2 separate regions of the Mus musculus genome follow, and region 1 is linked to region 2. The links are chromatin loops, found by intact Hi-C in ENCODE. Cell type or tissue: heart. All regions are shown on one strand. Region 1 overlaps Gm38845 (a long non-coding RNA gene). Region 2 overlaps Cyp26b1 (cytochrome P450, family 26, subfamily b, polypeptide 1).

Region 1 (8,000 bases), 83 kb before region 2:
ATGGAGAGACACAGGTTTTCAGTTAACAGGACAGCATGCTTTTTCATGTTTAGAATAAGGAACCAGATACGTCCACGATTGTAGCATGTGTTCATGTACTTGAACCCATCTATAATTCATGGTCTCTCTTTTTTCTAAACTTGGGCACATCACTGCTGACATAATACATTTTTAATCATTTTGTTCTGGTTTGTGGCCACTCAACCACCTTGTTTCCCAAGCTCCTACCTTTTGTTTTTCTACAGTGCACCTGTTTCTAAGAGTCCACGTCAAGACTTTATACTGCATAGCTAAGCATAGCGGTACATGCCTAAAATCCCAGAACTCGAGAGACTGAGACAGGAGGATTGCTTTAAGTTTGAGGCCAGCCTGAGACATATAGTGAGACTCTGTAAGAAACAAGCCAGGTGTGGGGGTGAACATCTATAATCCCAGGACTCAGGAATAAGGGGCATGGAGTCAGAGTATGCCTCACTACATAGAGAATTCTCTCTCTCTCTCTCTCTCTCTCTCTCTCTCTCTCTCTCTCTCTCTCTCTCTGTGTGTGTGTGTGTGTGTGTGTGTGTGTGCTGCAGAAATACACAAGTAGAGTGGGTTGATACCACATTTTTTCTGTTCCCCCACCCACCCCCACACCAGGTGCTGTCCACAGCAGGAGGCCATAACTAACCTGCATCTTCTCCACATCATGGTTAGCGCTGAGAATGGACTTGGAGACAGCATCACATTTGCTTCCTGGACAGTCTAAACACTGGCAGGTCCCAGGCTGGCATTTCTTAAAATTTCATTCTTCCTGCAAAGGGGAGCTGCCCTCGCTCTGTGGATAAGGAAGCCTAGAAGCCATGGGAAATCTCACTGGCAGGTCACATTAGCCTTCATGTAGGGACACTGGTTGTGAACTGTCTGAGTGGACATGGGGGCCAGGGGTGAAGTGACTCCATGAGCCTCTGCTCTGAACCTTCCTACAGGTTCTAGATCTCCCTCCTCTTCTCTGAGCCTCTACTTACAAAGCTCTTAGTCCTGGCATTCTTGGTGATGGGTGAAGCCATACTCCTTCAAGAGGATGCACCCAAGTCCATAAAAGAATCATTTTGTCTACAGTTCTATAGCACACACCCTGGTGCTCTTTGGAGAGCAGATGCCCACTTGTATCAAATAACACAGGGTCCACCTGTCTGTGGGGATGGCTCTCTTTCTAACCACTGATACCTCTTGGAAGCATCTCTGGCCTTCCTAACATTTTAATGTCTCCATCAATGGCGCAGATACCCTGGAAGCAACCCATTCCCTGCTTTCTAAGACAGCAGCCATGACCCAGGAAGTCTGGAACCTTCCTTCTCAAATACAGACTCAGGGAGGAAGGCCTGCCGGGGTTGAGGAACCAGAGGAGTTAGTCAAGGAAGGCTTCCTGGGGAAGAGGCAGCAACCCTAGGCCTCTCACTGGAGTGGCCCACAACACTCCATAGGAATTCAAAGCTTGTGCAACCCAGAGGTCTCCCCACCCTATGTCCTTGGCCTCTGAGAATAGGTTCATTCCATTCCTCTGGGGATTTTTTCCTGCCTGGAACTTCCTCTACCCAACATGCTTCTTTGATATTCTTCTGATTGCTAACTCCTAGACCACCCAAGATCTCTCAGGACTGTGCTCCCGGACCCTGCTGGACTCACTCGCCAGCCTAACCCTCATGTGTCCTTCACCTGTCGCAGTTCAAGGCCAATCAGGACATTCCCCAAAGCCATGGTTTTCCTATCTAGAGCAATGTTAGAAAACAGCCTGAGGGCTGCCAGGACAAGCCCTTGGTGAAGACCAGAACCTGTACCCAGTTCCCCTGCTTCCTAGGTGAGTATGCTTAAATCAGGCTTTCCCCTTCCTTGAGCCTCAATTTATCCATCTGAAAAATAAGACTATTTGAAAAGAAAGAAAACTACAAAATACTGACTCATGATAGAGACGCCCCTGGGAATTACTGGCCCATGGACAGAGACAGAGAGTACATTCCATACTAAGACAGGGTTTTGACATAGGTGTATACCACTGCCCTCCTTGCTTCTGTGTAGACCAAGCCCAATCAGCAGTTTTCCTTACTGCTCCTTGCCTCCCAGCCCCCGCTCCCCATGCATCCCAGGAGCCCAAAGGATTTGCCTTGGTTGGCAGCCCTCACCTGGAAAGAAAGTGACTCAGACCTCCAGGAGAGCTGGGATGAATCAGGGAGACAGAACTGAGTGTGGGGCCCCCACCCCAGATCCCAGGCCTCTCCCAGCCAGAAGAGTATGAGCCATCCCTCCCCAGTGATTTCTCTGGGAGAGGGCAATTCTGCTGAAATGTGCCCCTGGCCAGCCAGTGGGGCCCCCTTGTAAGCACACTCCCACATTCCAGGCCTGTCCAGACGCCTTCCCAGAGCTGTCTTGTCATATGGTCCTGCAGGGAGGCCAGGCAGTACTTTGGGTCTCCATTCTCTCTGCAGAAGATGGTTAGGGTCTCTTCCTGTCATTCTGGGAAAGTGATGAATACAGGACATGGGACAGCCACAGGAGACCCTGTGGAACAGTAGGGGTGGGAGCCTAGCCACACCTCACTATGTCATTGCCCACTAAACTCTCCATCCTTCTCTATTGCCAGTGAGACCCTGTCACCGAACCTTCCCCCCCTCCCCCAGCTGTTGGCCCAGCATTGGGAACACCATTGACTCTGAGCTGACATCTGATCAAGCCCCAAATGTTCTTAAAGAACCTTCTCCATCCTAGACCTCATCATATGGCAGCTTCATCCTTCCAGGTGCTCAAGCTATATGCTAGCTTGTTTTTCCCCTCATCTCTATGGTTCTACCTATAAAACAGACCCAGAATCCAGCATCTCTCGGATGGGTGTCTTCTGGTCTTCTGGACCTCATAGGGAATGTCCCTGTGAATCTCTGCCACACTCTTACCTCTTGCCGGTCTCCCAACTGTAGTCAGAGGGCTTTTCATAAGCACAAGTCAGATCAAGTTCACTGAGTAAGTCATATGCAGAAATACAGCCAGTCTCCTTTTCTTAGGATAAAACCAACTTGATCTGAGAAACATGCAAAGGCCTTGCAGGTGCCTTCAGGGCCAATGTGTTCCCCACTTCCCCCACTTCTCAGGAGTCATGCCCCACCCATACTCCCTGCTCTCTCCCCTCCATCTCACTCCTCTTCCAGAACCTGTGTAGGTCTTCCTCCTGGACATGTACGCCTTTCTTCCCTCTGCTTCAAGTCTGGGCTATGAATGGACTCTGAAATATGCCTGCAAGCTCATGTTTCTCACGCTTGCTCCCTACTTGATGGAACTATTTGAAGAGGCTGTGGGACCTTTAGGAAGCGAGGCCTAGCTGGCAGCAGTAGATCACTTTGAAAGTGGTCCATAGACCCAGATCTACTGTGATGTGAACAGCCTCCACCACACATCCCATGCTTTCTCCACCACAATGGACTGAACCCCTCTGACACAGTGAGATAGAATAAATCCTCCCTTAAAGGGTCTCTTTCACATAGCATGATCCCAATGAGATCAAATTAATGAATACAGACTGAAACAAGGCTTGCCTGGCTACTCAACACACACACACACACACACACACACACACACACACACACACACACACACACACACACAGTGTCCCCAGTCCATATTGTCTTCTTTATGTTTTCCCCAGGCTTTATCTGTCTATGGTGTTTACTGTTTAAAGTCTGTCTCCTTTGAAATAAGAGCTCAGTATGGGAAGGGTTTGGGGTCCATAATGGCCACTCCACATGCATCCTTGACATCTGATCCAAGGAATGCACCTAGCTGGTAGGTAAAGAAAAGAAGAAGGAAGGAAGAAGAGGGCAAAGAAGGATCAAGGGAGGGAGAGGAGAAAAGGGAAGGAAGGAAGGAAGGAAGGAAGGAAGGAAGGAAGGAAGGGAAGGAGGAAGGGAGGGAGGGAGGGAAGGAGGGAGGAAAGAAGGATAAAGGGAGCTAGAAGAAAGATGGTTGAGGGAGGAAGAAGAAACAGAAAGGAAGAAGGAAGGAAGGGAAGGAGAGGAAGAAGAAAGGGAGGGAAAAAGGAGGAAGAAAGAGGAAGAGAGGGAGGAAGAAGAAATGAAGTAAGGAAGGAAGAGAAGAAAGGAAGGAAAGAGAGGAGGAAGAAGAAAGACGTGGAAGGAAAGAAGGAAGAGAGTGAAGAAGACAGGAAGGATTATAATGATGATCTTAGTAATTGTAACCTTGTTAGCCTGCCATTCCCTAACTGTGTGGTGTTTCTTTCTGCCTCAGTCTCCTTCATTTGCAAAGTTAGCTAATGAGACTAACTGGTTTGCTGAGCTGTAATGAGGTATGGCAAGCCTACACTCAGTAAACACTGTTACTGTGACATCACCTGAACAGCCACCAGGAGGCAGATGACCTGGTCAGGCTCGGTAGAACTCATTTTCAGAAGATGTCCCTGGGAAGCTGCTCCAGGTCCTCCTGCCAGGGCATGAGAAGGTGCTCCCTGTCTGAGAATCAGGCTTTTCCCTCAAAGGGGCACAAGGTATCTTTGATACAGAGGTGTGTGAGGGAAGCCAGAGATCACAGGGCTTCTGGGTAGAAACAGGTCCAACCATTTGTGTCATATGTGGATCCATCTGCTGGGAGTCAGCCATCTTTCCAGGCCTAGAGTCTGGACAAACCTTCCCAGTTTGTGCGCCACGCTCAAGCTAGCAAAAAGAATTCGCAAATGAACCTGAATCAGATAAAGTATTAAATCTATCCTTGAGCCGGCGGGATGGCTCAGCGGGTAACAGTGATTGCTACCCAAGCCTGACAAACTGAGTTCAATCTCTGGGAGGCAATGGAGAAAAGAGAACTGACTCCCAAAAGTTATCCTCAGGCTTCACGTGCATGCGCACGCGCACACACACACACACACACACACACACACACACACACACACGTAATAAAGTAAATGTATTAAAACTTCTCTTCGGGAGAGCCAAGCTCAGGCCTTCACCATTGAATACCCAGATAAAGAGAAGCCCAGAGGGTGGAGAGAATCTGCCTAGGGTCTCATTGCTGGAGAGAAGTAATGATGGAGCCAGCACCCCTAGACAGCGTGTGCCCCTCCACAGAGAGCTTAGGGGTGAGCCAAGTTCCCACGCCCCTCACCAGAGGTTGTGACAGCTGGGACCTGTTTCATGTGTTTGGCTCTGAAGTGGCAGCTGTTCTTCGCTCTGCAGCCAGGGGTTCCCTCCAATGAGAGCAAAAGCTACAGAGTACATAAGCATCTCTGTGTCCCACCAGCTGATGCTACTCTATCTGCCTCCAAAAAGAACCACATGGCAGGCAGCTCACCATGCAACATAAGGGGTGCTGATGGGAACCATAGGTGCCCACAGGGATCCCACGATTGGCCACACCCCAGTTCTCACAGTCTCTACCCGAGGCCAGCATGGACCTAGCTCCAGCCTACATTTGACCTTCTCCTGCCCTATGTAATGCCATGGGCAGGACCCCCAGGCTGCCCACAGGAAGTGCTAGGGCTCAGGATGTCATGGCTGACTTTGGCACCTGCCCTGTTGGCCTAATAATGAGTCAGGACTCACTAAGGAGAAAGCCTCAAGTGGCAGCAGGAGTAACTCCAAATGACTTAATTGATTTAATTCATTGAAAAGAGGAAAGGAAGCCAAGCCCTTCTGAGGGCTGTCTGGGAGCCTGCTTGGGTCATGAGTGCTGTTGAGAGGTCCCTAGCATGTGACTCTGTACCAGGGAACACACACACACACACACACACACACACACACACACACACACACACACGCGCGCGCGCGAACACACCCATGCCCCAGGTCCCCATAGGAAAGGCAGGCCTGCCCGGATCCTCATTGTCTTAGGAGCACCAGCAACTAGGGATCACACGGAGGCCATCACAGTGAAGCATCAACAATGACTTTGTGGCCTAGCCCCAGAAAGCCAGGTCTGGGAAGATGCCAAAGCTGGAAGCTTCCTCAACAAGAGAGGGCTGGGTCAGGCAGTGCAGGAAGGATGAGAGGTGAGGATTCCTGATGATTCTGAGCTATGGGCAGAAGCCAGAGAAGCTATGGGGGACAGTGATGGGCAGCAGAGCCCTGATAAACTCTTCCCATTGAGAAAGACCTGCTCAGGAGGCAGAAGACCTCAGCCCCAGTGAGTCACACCGCATGGAGAAAGCCCAATAAGAAAAAGCACAGACTACCCATAGCCCTCCCTGTAGTTTATCCCACTTACCCTCACAGTTCTGTGAGGTAAGTCATGCCACAGATCCCATTTCACTGCGGGGAAGTCAAACTTCTGAGAGGTTAAGACAAGTTGGCTCCTAGTCAACAGCGAAGCTAGGGCTTGGATCCAAGTGTGCTAAACTCCAGCATCCAGGTTGTGACTGAACACTCTCCAGAGACTCCATGCCAGTGACTAGCAGGAACCCTGATTGAACAGATGTACAGTCCTGATGGACATAAAATGTTTTTTTTTTAAATGCCTGGCCTATGCTGGACATGGTGACACATGCCTTTAACCCCAGAACCCATGAAGTAGAGGAAGATGGATTTCTGTGAGCTTAAGGCCAGTCAGTTCTACACAGTGGATTGAGTTTAAGGCCAGCCAAGGTTACACAGTGAGGCCTTGTCTTATAATAAAAGAAAGACACTCTAAATCAGTCCATGACTGCTCCAGAAGAGCCCCTCAACTAATGGCAAGGGTTAAAGGTCCTTCGAAACTGAGAGCTGCGGTCAGAGGAGCAGGAGAAGGGAGGCTCCACCATGGGTATCATTGACCAGCAGAACCTGAAGGAGAGGACCAGCATATCTCACTGCTATATGTCTCAGACCATGACCAGCAAGCAGGACAGGCAGACCCCTCCTGGAGCATGGACATATACAATAAGGCACACAGTCCAGAACCCCCCTGAGCACCTCCCAAGCACCAGCTACCTCTGTGATGTGAATCCATCTGGAGCTAAGGCCCTGCCCAGCCACTGTGACTCTGTCTGAGCCAGTCAATCCATATCCAAGGTCAGAGGTTAGTCAAAGGTCAGGGTCATATTTCATTTAAAGGCTGGTTTGAAGTCTCTGCTAGAGGTCAGGATTATTGGTTCATCTGATGCTTGGCCTTTAAGCAGTGGGTGACATGAAGGACAAGCTGGGAGGTTCCATGCCCTGGGCCTAGATTAAGAGTCTGTAGTGAGTCATTGGGGTAGTCCTTGGAGTGACCCCTGAAGTCTGGCTACCTCTGGGTCACCTGCTAGGGATCTGGTACAAGGTGGGGCTGGAAGGCTCCAGGGGTGGGCAGAAGCCTGTGCCCAGCCCTGTAGACTCCTCACCCCTCATTCTTCCTAGCTGAAGTCATCCATGGGCCCGGCCACCCCAGGCCTGGGAGGGAAGCAGAGGTTCCTCTGTACCTCCTCCAGAGGACCTATGGGTCAGGATCTCCAGGACTGCAGGTACTGGGCCTCAGAAGATGGGGTACCCCACCACACTGCTGCCAGGCCCATACCTATGGGACAGCCATGAAGAGTCAGTTAGTGGTCAGATCATACTGAGCCTTAAGCACATGCAAGACATAATTCATATCCGGTTCTCTCCCATCTCCTTCCTTCCTTGCTTGCTTTTCTTTTTTTCTTCCTACTTTTAGAGACAAAGTTTCATGTATCCCAGGCTATTCTTGAACTTGCTATGTGGACAGTGGCCTTGACCTTCTGTTCCTCCTGAGTGTTGGGACTACAGGTGTGTACAGCCATACCTGGTTTCTTTGGTGTTGGGCTCACACCCGGCACTTGAAGAAGTCTAGGCAGACACACTACCTGGAGAGATACAGCCCCAGCCCAAAATGTTTCTTTTAATCTAATGATGTTACTTTCTGCCTTGCAGGCAAGGAAAATGAGGCACGGCTCTTGTCCTTCAAACCCAGGTGGCCAGCCTCATTCTTAGCCACCTAGATGATAAGAATAAGATCAATATGAAGCCACCCATTCAAGGAGGCCATGGAGTCAA
Region 2 (8,000 bases):
TCGGTCTCTCCTCTCCCGTCTTTCCCTCTGTTTTTCTTTTCTTTCGACACAAAAGTTGGGTTGTGAATTTTCCGAGGTCGCCGCCGCCTTGCCCCCACCCCCGCCTCTGATCTGCCTAACTATAATTAAAGTGCGTTTTTTGTGGCTTTAATAAAGAGTTATTTGTCCGCCGTTTCCACGGCCTTCACAAAGAGGACTTTCATAGGGGCGGCCGTTCGGGCCGCGAGTCCAATTTATACAAAAATGTATTTTTAGCCCTGGGCTCTGTTTAGATGGTGCTTAGTGGAAACCGAGAGCCCTTGGAGGTCTCCCGTAAAATCTGATAAATTACTCCGAAGAAAACACCGGATTCGGAGGGTTCGCTTTTAACCCCTTCAGCACCCGCTGTCTGTCCTCCCGAGGGATTTGACCCCCAGGGACGCGGATGCCCAGGCGAAAAGCGCCTCTCCAACTTTTGTGCTGGCTGCACCACACCCGCAAGGGGCCTTGTGTGAGATTGAGAAAAATGGCAAGGGACACGGGGGAGGGGCAGGTCAGGAAACAGGATGAGAACGAGGGTTCAGGGTTCGGAGGATTTGCCTTAAACAGGCGGGAAATGCTGCCACTTGAGCTATTTTATTTTCTAAATTCTCGGCTAAAGCTTGGACCACTGCCAAAGTTAACTCTTTAAATGTGAAGACAAAAAGAAATGAGAAAAGAGAAAGAAAGAAAAGAAAGAAAAAAGAAAGAGAAAAAGCAGGCGAAAGAGATCTTGTCTCTAAAGAAACATCCGATTGGTTGAAGGGAACCCCACCCGATTAGGCAAGCAACCCCCCAAAAAGATGGTCCAATTGTGAGGCATGGAAAGATCCAGGGGAACCTCTCAAGCCCCTCCATCCGGCTTCTCTCCTGTCACTCGGCCCCCCGACGGGGCGCGGTGATGTGTGTGTGTGTGTGTGTGTGTGTGTGTGTGTTCACGCGCACGGACTGCACGCGTCTATTAATTTCAAGCCAAGCTTTCACACGTCTAAACCCATTGGTCTGCGCGCACACGCGCGCGCTCACCTTTCATTTCTCCTTTCGGGGGTCGGGGTTGTGTGTGTCAGGATATCCAGGCTGCCTCTAAAATCCATGAGCACCCGCCTGATAAACACACCTCCCTCAGTTACCCTAGAGGTACACCCCCCTCAAACAACCTGGGGTGTATCAAATTGCAATAAGCGATTGTCTAGCGTTAGACGAGGTTAAATCCAGGTTAATCTGCCTGCTACCTACCTGGGTTTGGTCCTCAACGCGCCTGGCCCCAATTGTCACCAGAGTGGAGTTGTGAAGCGTCCAGTTGCATGGGCACACTCTGGGTCTTTTGCATACTTCTCCTAGCTATCCTCTGCTAAACTGTCCCCACCCAATAAGCAAACAGACCCTTTCTCCCCCCGAAAGCTGAGAGCCCTCAACTCTCTGCCTTGAATTTCTCTAAGGTTTTCTTTTCTCTGCCACCACAACACAGAGATACAGATGCGTGCATACATACATACATACACACACACACACACACACACACACACACCAGAGGAGGGGGAGAGAGAGGTGAGTAGCACCTTGTACTAGCCCAGTTGTACCTGAGCCTGAGCCCAATGTACTGCAGAATGCTGCCCAGGTCTTAAAGTGGGCCACTCAAGCTGCCACAGGCCCTCTCCTCTTCTACCTCTCCCGCGCCTAGGACACTAAAGTCTACTGGGGCTCAGAGACAGAGGTGAAAACTAAGCGAAGCCCTCCAGACTCGCTCCCCAGCGCTCTCCGCACACCCCTGCTTGGACGCCTGCAGCCCGGAGCATCACACTCGGGAGCCCTCTCTGCTACCTACCCTGGTCAATATCCCTCTTACTAGCTCACCCGGCCTCGTTAACTAGCTCACAGGGCGCCGGAGGTCTCTGAGCCGCGCTGCAGGCGAGCTGGGGAAACCCAGGCGGCGCCGGCTGAGGCAAGGAAGGGGCGGGGCGGGGACCGGTGCTTCCGAGTGTCCGAGCTCTCGGCGCCCCCTGGCCGGACACCCGCGGCTAGCGGACTCCTCGAGAGAGCGCTTACCTGTAGCAACCAGTGACCAGTCTCTCCGATGAGCGGGAATCCCATGGAGCCCTTGGGGATGGGCAGCTTGCAGCTCTTGTCGCGGGTGGCAGCCCAGCGCAGCTGCCACAGCTGCTGCGACACCGCCAGCAGCAGCGTCACGGACACCAGGCACGCGGCGAGGGTGGCCAGCGCCGACACCAACTCCAAGCCTTCAAACAGCATGTTGGCAGCCGCTTGGGGGATTGGCTGTGCGGTCCGCGATGGGGGAGGGGAGGGCCGGACCAGAGTGACGGGGGAGGGGAGGCTGCGGCAGGGGGTCCTGGCACCCCTCGGAGAAACCCAGGAGATGGGGCCGAGGGGAAGGGGCTGGAGGCTGCGAGGTGATCGAAGAGAGAGAGGAAAAAGATTGCCTGGAAGAAGAGAGAAGACACGAGGCGACTCGAGGTGTAACTTTGTTTGTTTGTTTGTTTGTCCCTTTAGGCGGGCTCTGGGGAGGTGAGATGGAGCTGAGTTAAGCTGGTGAGCTTGTTCTCCCAGCAACCATCACACACGAAAAACTTTGGAAAACTTTATCCACCAGGAATCTCTCGGAAGCCCCTTTCCTGCTTAAAGCTAGGGGGGCAAAAAGAAGGGGAACCGAGAGCTAGCGGAAAGTGCGATCAATTTATCAAAACTATTCCTCCAAGATTCCTAGGTACATAAAAAGAAGGAAAAAAAACCGGAATTCAAAAATTCCAACGAACCCAGAAACTTTGGGGGCTTGGGAGAAGACTCCCCAGATGAGGCGAGTGTAGAAGCTGGAGCGGCCGCGGCACTCGGAGGCGGGCAGGCGGGCGCGTTGGCCCGAGCGCGAGTGCGGAGTCGGCGAGCCGCAGCGGGGAAGGGACGCAGCCGGCGACAGAGCCCCGGGCGGGCTCTGGGGCGGCGGCGGCGGGAGGGAGGGGTAAGGCGGGGTGGGGTTGGGGGAGGAGGTGGGAAAACCCGAGCCCGGCTATCTATCAATTAAGAAAAGGCAGTCTGTCCCGGGACGCAGTCTCTCGGCTCTGGAGTTGCTGTTAGGGAAAAGAGAAGAGATGAGGGGGGGAAAAAAGGAAAGAAAGAAAGAAAGGCAAAAAGGGATGAAAGAAGGGGAAAGCAGGAGGCAGGACTTCAGGGCTGGTGGTTTGAAAAGCGTCTCTCAATCTGATTTGATCCAAGGCAAGGCGATGCGTGTGTTTATATAGAGGCGGGAGCAGCGCCGTGGGCGCGCGTCCAGCACCCCCCCTGGGCGCGCTCACAAAGCGGGAGGCGTGGTGAGAGGCCGGCCGGCTGCCGAGCGTGTGAGCTCCCGCCGGCCTCCCGCCCAGCCGCCCCGCCCGCCGCCCGCCGGGGACCCACTTGTAGGCGCCTCAGGATCAAACTCAGTTCACCTCGCGCCTTCTCTTCCTTCTCGCCCGGGTCTCGCCGAGTCCAGCACCTTCAAACGGATGAGATGAGACACATGCCCGAGCGCGCATGCACACACTAATGCGCGCGCGCGCGCACACACACACACACACACACACATACACAGGAGCGCACACGGTGCGCACCCTCTTGATGCTAGTTTGACTATAAAGCTACTTTACTCCTGCTTTTTCTCCCTCCTGGATCCCCTCCCTGGTTCCCAGCTTTTGGCTGTTCTGCGTGGAAGTTCCTTATCCGACTGTCCCCCTCGATTGGGAGTTGCCAGAAGTCTCTCTACCCAGACTCCATCTCGCGGAATTCCGTGGGACCCGGCAAACTCAAAAGATACATGTTATTCCCTCCTGATTGCCTATAGCCAGGGTCCGCATTCCTAATATCTGCATCTACAAACCTCAGTAGTCTAGATCCACATGTTTCTTACCATCCAATGCCTGGAGGGTCTTCTGTGCCTGTGTGAGTCCCGGGCTACCAATGCTCTAACACTCCTGAGGACCACAACACACACACACACACACACACACACACACGTTAACAAGTCACTAGTGCTGGTCCTGGAAAGTGTCCAGCACCTGAGACACATGTGCAGTGGTCCTGTACCCAGAGGCCGCGGGAGTCCTGTACACATGTTCTCAGATATGTGTGAATAAGTAAACATGCCACTGAGCGCGACCACCTTCTCAGAGCTAGCCACGGAGAGTCCAGAGCCCCATCCTATGTGGGGTGTGATTGTGGCACCTGCATGTGCTCTCACCAGACGCTGGTGGAGAGAACTTGAGTTTGAGAGTCTATCCATAACCGTATGTGTCTGCGCATCCATGGATCTGCCTGTTATATGGCCTCTCCTGAGAGCCCGGGACGGAGCTGCACACAGCGGCCCCAGTATTTGCATGAGTAGCGCGTAGCTCTCCCTGTCCGTTGCCTCTGGTTTTCCCCAGACGTCTAGTCTTCTTGTTCCACTCCCACACTCCCGGAGCAAATACTAGTAATAATAAAAAGAAATCATCCTAGACATGCCACCTGCAGTTTAGGGTGCTGAGCGTGTAAACTAATCATCCTACTCTGCTAATAGTCCCCTGCATCCGGTATAGGATCTGCTTTAGAGCTCACTATCAGAAAATGTGCGAGAGCGTCTAAGATGCGCGTCTACGCGCGCGCGGTCTCTCGCCCAGAGAGCGCGGCAACTGAAGTTGACTCGGCCAGCAGAGCTCTTTCAGCCCGGCTCTGGCTGCAAGCGCTGGGTCAGCTCCACGCTCACTCTCTGCCTTGGAACCCCACCTGGTGGTTAGTTTTAGTACTACAGCCGCAGGGCATATTGTCTCAGCTTCCCCCTCCTTAAATATCTTTTCCTAACTGGGGACAAGCTCCAAAGAGACAGCCTGAAGATATTCCCAGGGGTTCAGTTTAAGAATCCTAAGGCTGCCCCATCTCCACAGGACAGTCGGAACCGGGACACGAAGTCACATCAGAACCACTGTGACCCCAGAAATAGAGAGCTGGGGAGTGTTTGCTTAGGTGAATTTTACTTTACAGGACCTCTTAGCAAGCAAGATCAGCGAGGCCAGTGCTAGTCCAGTCTCCCTAGGAGGATGGCAGAGTGTGGCTTGGGAAGTTTTGGGGACCTTGATGTCTTGAAGTACCCTATGAATATGACCAGTTTACCAGTATTTCCAGGCAAAATATCCTTAGGGGAAGACCAATACTGGGGCCATCTCGCTGTGGGCAAAGGGACATGAACACAGCCACATGAAGGTCTACTATGAGGCTGCATGGAAATAGGTATTGAAATCTACAAGGCCATACACAGGAGATCCTTGTCCACAGCCAGGAAATGCTTCTTTCTAAGCAGCCAAACTGAATCCAGAGGACCTGCCCACTCTGGGGTCAAAAGTCCACACTTCCTTGTACTGTCTTACACACACACACACACACACACACACTTTGGCTTTGGAGCCTATTTTGCTCCCCCTGCCTGGACTTTCTTCCCACTCAAGTGTGGAGTGGGAGTTGGGATGGAAAGGAAGGGGTCCTAAGTCCTTACTGCTGAGCTGCCAAGTGCTGCTCTGGCGAATGTCCTGGGGGACACACAGCCTCACTGTAACAGCTGCAGTGTGTCCTGATGGGACGTGTTTCTCTTCAAGTCCCCTGCGTGCTGAGGAGGAGGAGAGAGGAAGGAATGTATGCTGCAGAAATACACAAGGCTTCTTGGAGGTGCTGCAGGTGGATTGGAAAGCTGCATCTGACAAGAAGTTGCAAAGACGCTACCAGCACAAAGGGAGGCCAAGAGCCACATACACAGGAGGGACAATCTGTTAGTGCCCGGGGTGGACTTCTGATGGTGCCAGACACAGGCCTGGTCCACAGCCCATGCCAGAAAACAAATTGTTGACCAGATTAACCCTTAATCCTGGTCACTGAGACATACTGACTCTGACCCCAGGCTGAGGCTCTGTGCAAACAGGCATTTCCAGGTCCAGCTCTGGCCACAGAACACATTTCCCTTACAAGCTGTCGTTAAGCTAGGATTTAACCCATAAGTCTCCTGGAGTAGGCTAGGGCTCTAGGTCAGAATGCTTCTGTCAGCTAGGACTTGAAATGATCTGCCATGTCCCCGGATCAGCATCCCTCCCCATCCAGGCCAATACTGCTAATCTCAGCAACTCACAAAACCCTTTCCACAGCCCAGATACATCTAGGGCTCCAACTCCTGCCCAAGGTGCACCAAAGCCCAGGTTCAGGGAGTGTCCCCAGAGCACTCCAGGCACATTGAAATCAGCTGGAGCAGACTGGGACCTCAGTCAGGGGACATTGTGTCAAGGGAGGCTCTGCCTGGGTGACATTTGTAAGGCTTGGTAGCTGAGCCTGAGAAAATATGAAGGGTAGGCCTCAGGCACTGTTCGAGGCTGAAGACAGGCAGCAAGGCAAATTCCTCTGGGGCTCTAGAAATACCTGCACAAGCACAGATCTGTCTGTCTCAAGGCCTACTTCTCAGGACACAGAGCTGCCAGGATGGCTCTGTGTCCCCAGCTTCCTACACACAGAGTAGAGAGGACAGCTCCCCTTCCACACCCTTCTCTGTGCGCATTCCTGATCATCCTTTCCACACACTGCGCACAGCACTGCAAAGTAACACTATTTTGTAGAGGGATTTGTATATTTGTTTGATGAGGACACTGCTCACAGTTTCGCTCTGTTTCCTTTCCTACCAACAGGAGTATATCCCCTGAGTTGGGGCACTTTTCTGTTAAATGGAGGAAACCCTCCATTTTGTACTCAATTTGCATAGTTTAGGCCCTGATTTTTTCCCAGTTAATGCTTCAATTTCTTCACCCCAAAGCTTTTCATTTCTCTAGCCAGAATAAAAATGTGAGCAAGAGTAAAGTGGGGACCGAAAGGCCAGGCAGTGGTGGGTGGGAAGCATGCCTGGGCACTTAAAGACCAACTAGGCTCGTCTAGTGTCCCTCAGCTGTCTGGGGACAGTATAGCTGAAAGAATAAAAGAGGTAATTCCCAGAGTTCTGTAGCCCCACTAGCTCCAAGGAATCTTTGGAAAGCTAACCTCATAGGGTCCCAGACTGCCTTTGTTCTATTCTGAGGTCCTCCCCCTGCCCCCCCCCCCCCCATATCCTGAGTCCCTTGTCTGGAAAAGCCCTGGGTCAGCAGGTTCTGCTCAGACCCTTTTGCAGAGCTTGGGTGGGAACTGTAAAGTCCTGCAGATAAGAAGGGCCCCCACCCTAGATTTCGGCTTTTGTCAGAGCGTTCCTCTCCCTGCCTTTGCCCATCACCCTGCCTCTCTGGGTTCTCCAGAACGGGCGCCACAAGGCCAGTGGTAGCCCTCTGGTGCCCAGAAACTCAAGGACAGGTTAGAGGACACCGCATAAGTGTGCCCTCGCTCTTGAGAGAGGGGCTGGACTCCTGCTGTCCAAGCTGCTGTGAAAATCACCTCCAGTGTTAAGAATTGCCTCTCTAGAGCTCACAGAACTAAATGACCCACTCCCCAGCGGGCTGTCTGGCTGTACAGAGAATTCAAGAAGCCCCTCACAAATGCCACTTGCCTGAACCTCACCAGCCCCAGCCTCTTTGGAGGTACCTTCTTTCTGGTCACTGCTACCAAATCCAAGGGTATATTCAATTTCTGCCGTTTTCTCCTTCAGGCCGTCCTTTTCTCTGTCCCTTGCGGAGACTTGCCCCTACCTCCTACCCACACCCATGTATCTTCAGCAATATTCTTGATTTTTTTTTTCAATAACAGTCCATGTGCAAAAGGATCAGTCTGGCAGGAGTCTGACTCCTCACTCCCAACTTCACAGACAGGCCCGGCTAGAAGGGGCCCCTCACCCACCCATCTACAGCCCTCTGGGAAAGAACTTTCTCTTTTCCCTGGGAGGCAGCCAAGTCCCATCACACTCCTCACCTGGGGAGGCCTTGGCTCCAAACACTTTGCCCAGGAGGAATTATTTTATAGAAGTGACTCTTCCCATCCTCCGCCATCAAAGCCCCAAGCCCAGACTT

What was found. Hi-C counts contacts between places; a loop is a spot of excess contacts. Peaks named below come from ENCODE experiments on the same cell type or tissue, not always from the same donor. Only the 100,000 strongest peaks of a DNase experiment are listed, where the experiment ranks them.
Region 1: a loop joins it to region 2, with 8 times the contacts of the local background. A loop is called at or near these places in 5 of 42 quality-filtered maps.

What each region holds. Positions count from the first base shown.
Region 1 is chr6:84,502,482-84,510,481 of GRCm38, forward strand. The region is part of intron 1 of Gm38845 (a long non-coding RNA gene); the gene reads right to left. Among named protein-coding and RNA genes, the nearest start is that of Gm38845, 16 kb to the right of the region's middle. In heart, a CTCF peak has its summit at 4,382 (motif pointing right); no DNase peak of the experiment used is centred here; H3K27me3 peaks cover 249 bases.
Region 2 is chr6:84,585,738-84,593,737 of GRCm38, forward strand. Cyp26b1 (cytochrome P450, family 26, subfamily b, polypeptide 1) reads right to left here. Exons shown (of 7, transcript NM_001177713.1): 2 at 2,065-2,456. The coding sequence starts at 2,268. Among named protein-coding and RNA genes, the nearest start is that of Cyp26b1, 4.2 kb to the right of the region's middle. In heart, a CTCF peak has its summit at 2,007; DNase peaks (open chromatin) are centred at 1,904, 2,284, 3,394, 4,724 and 2 weaker places; H3K4me3 peaks cover 4,767 bases; H3K27ac peaks cover 813 bases; H3K27me3 peaks cover 5,694 bases.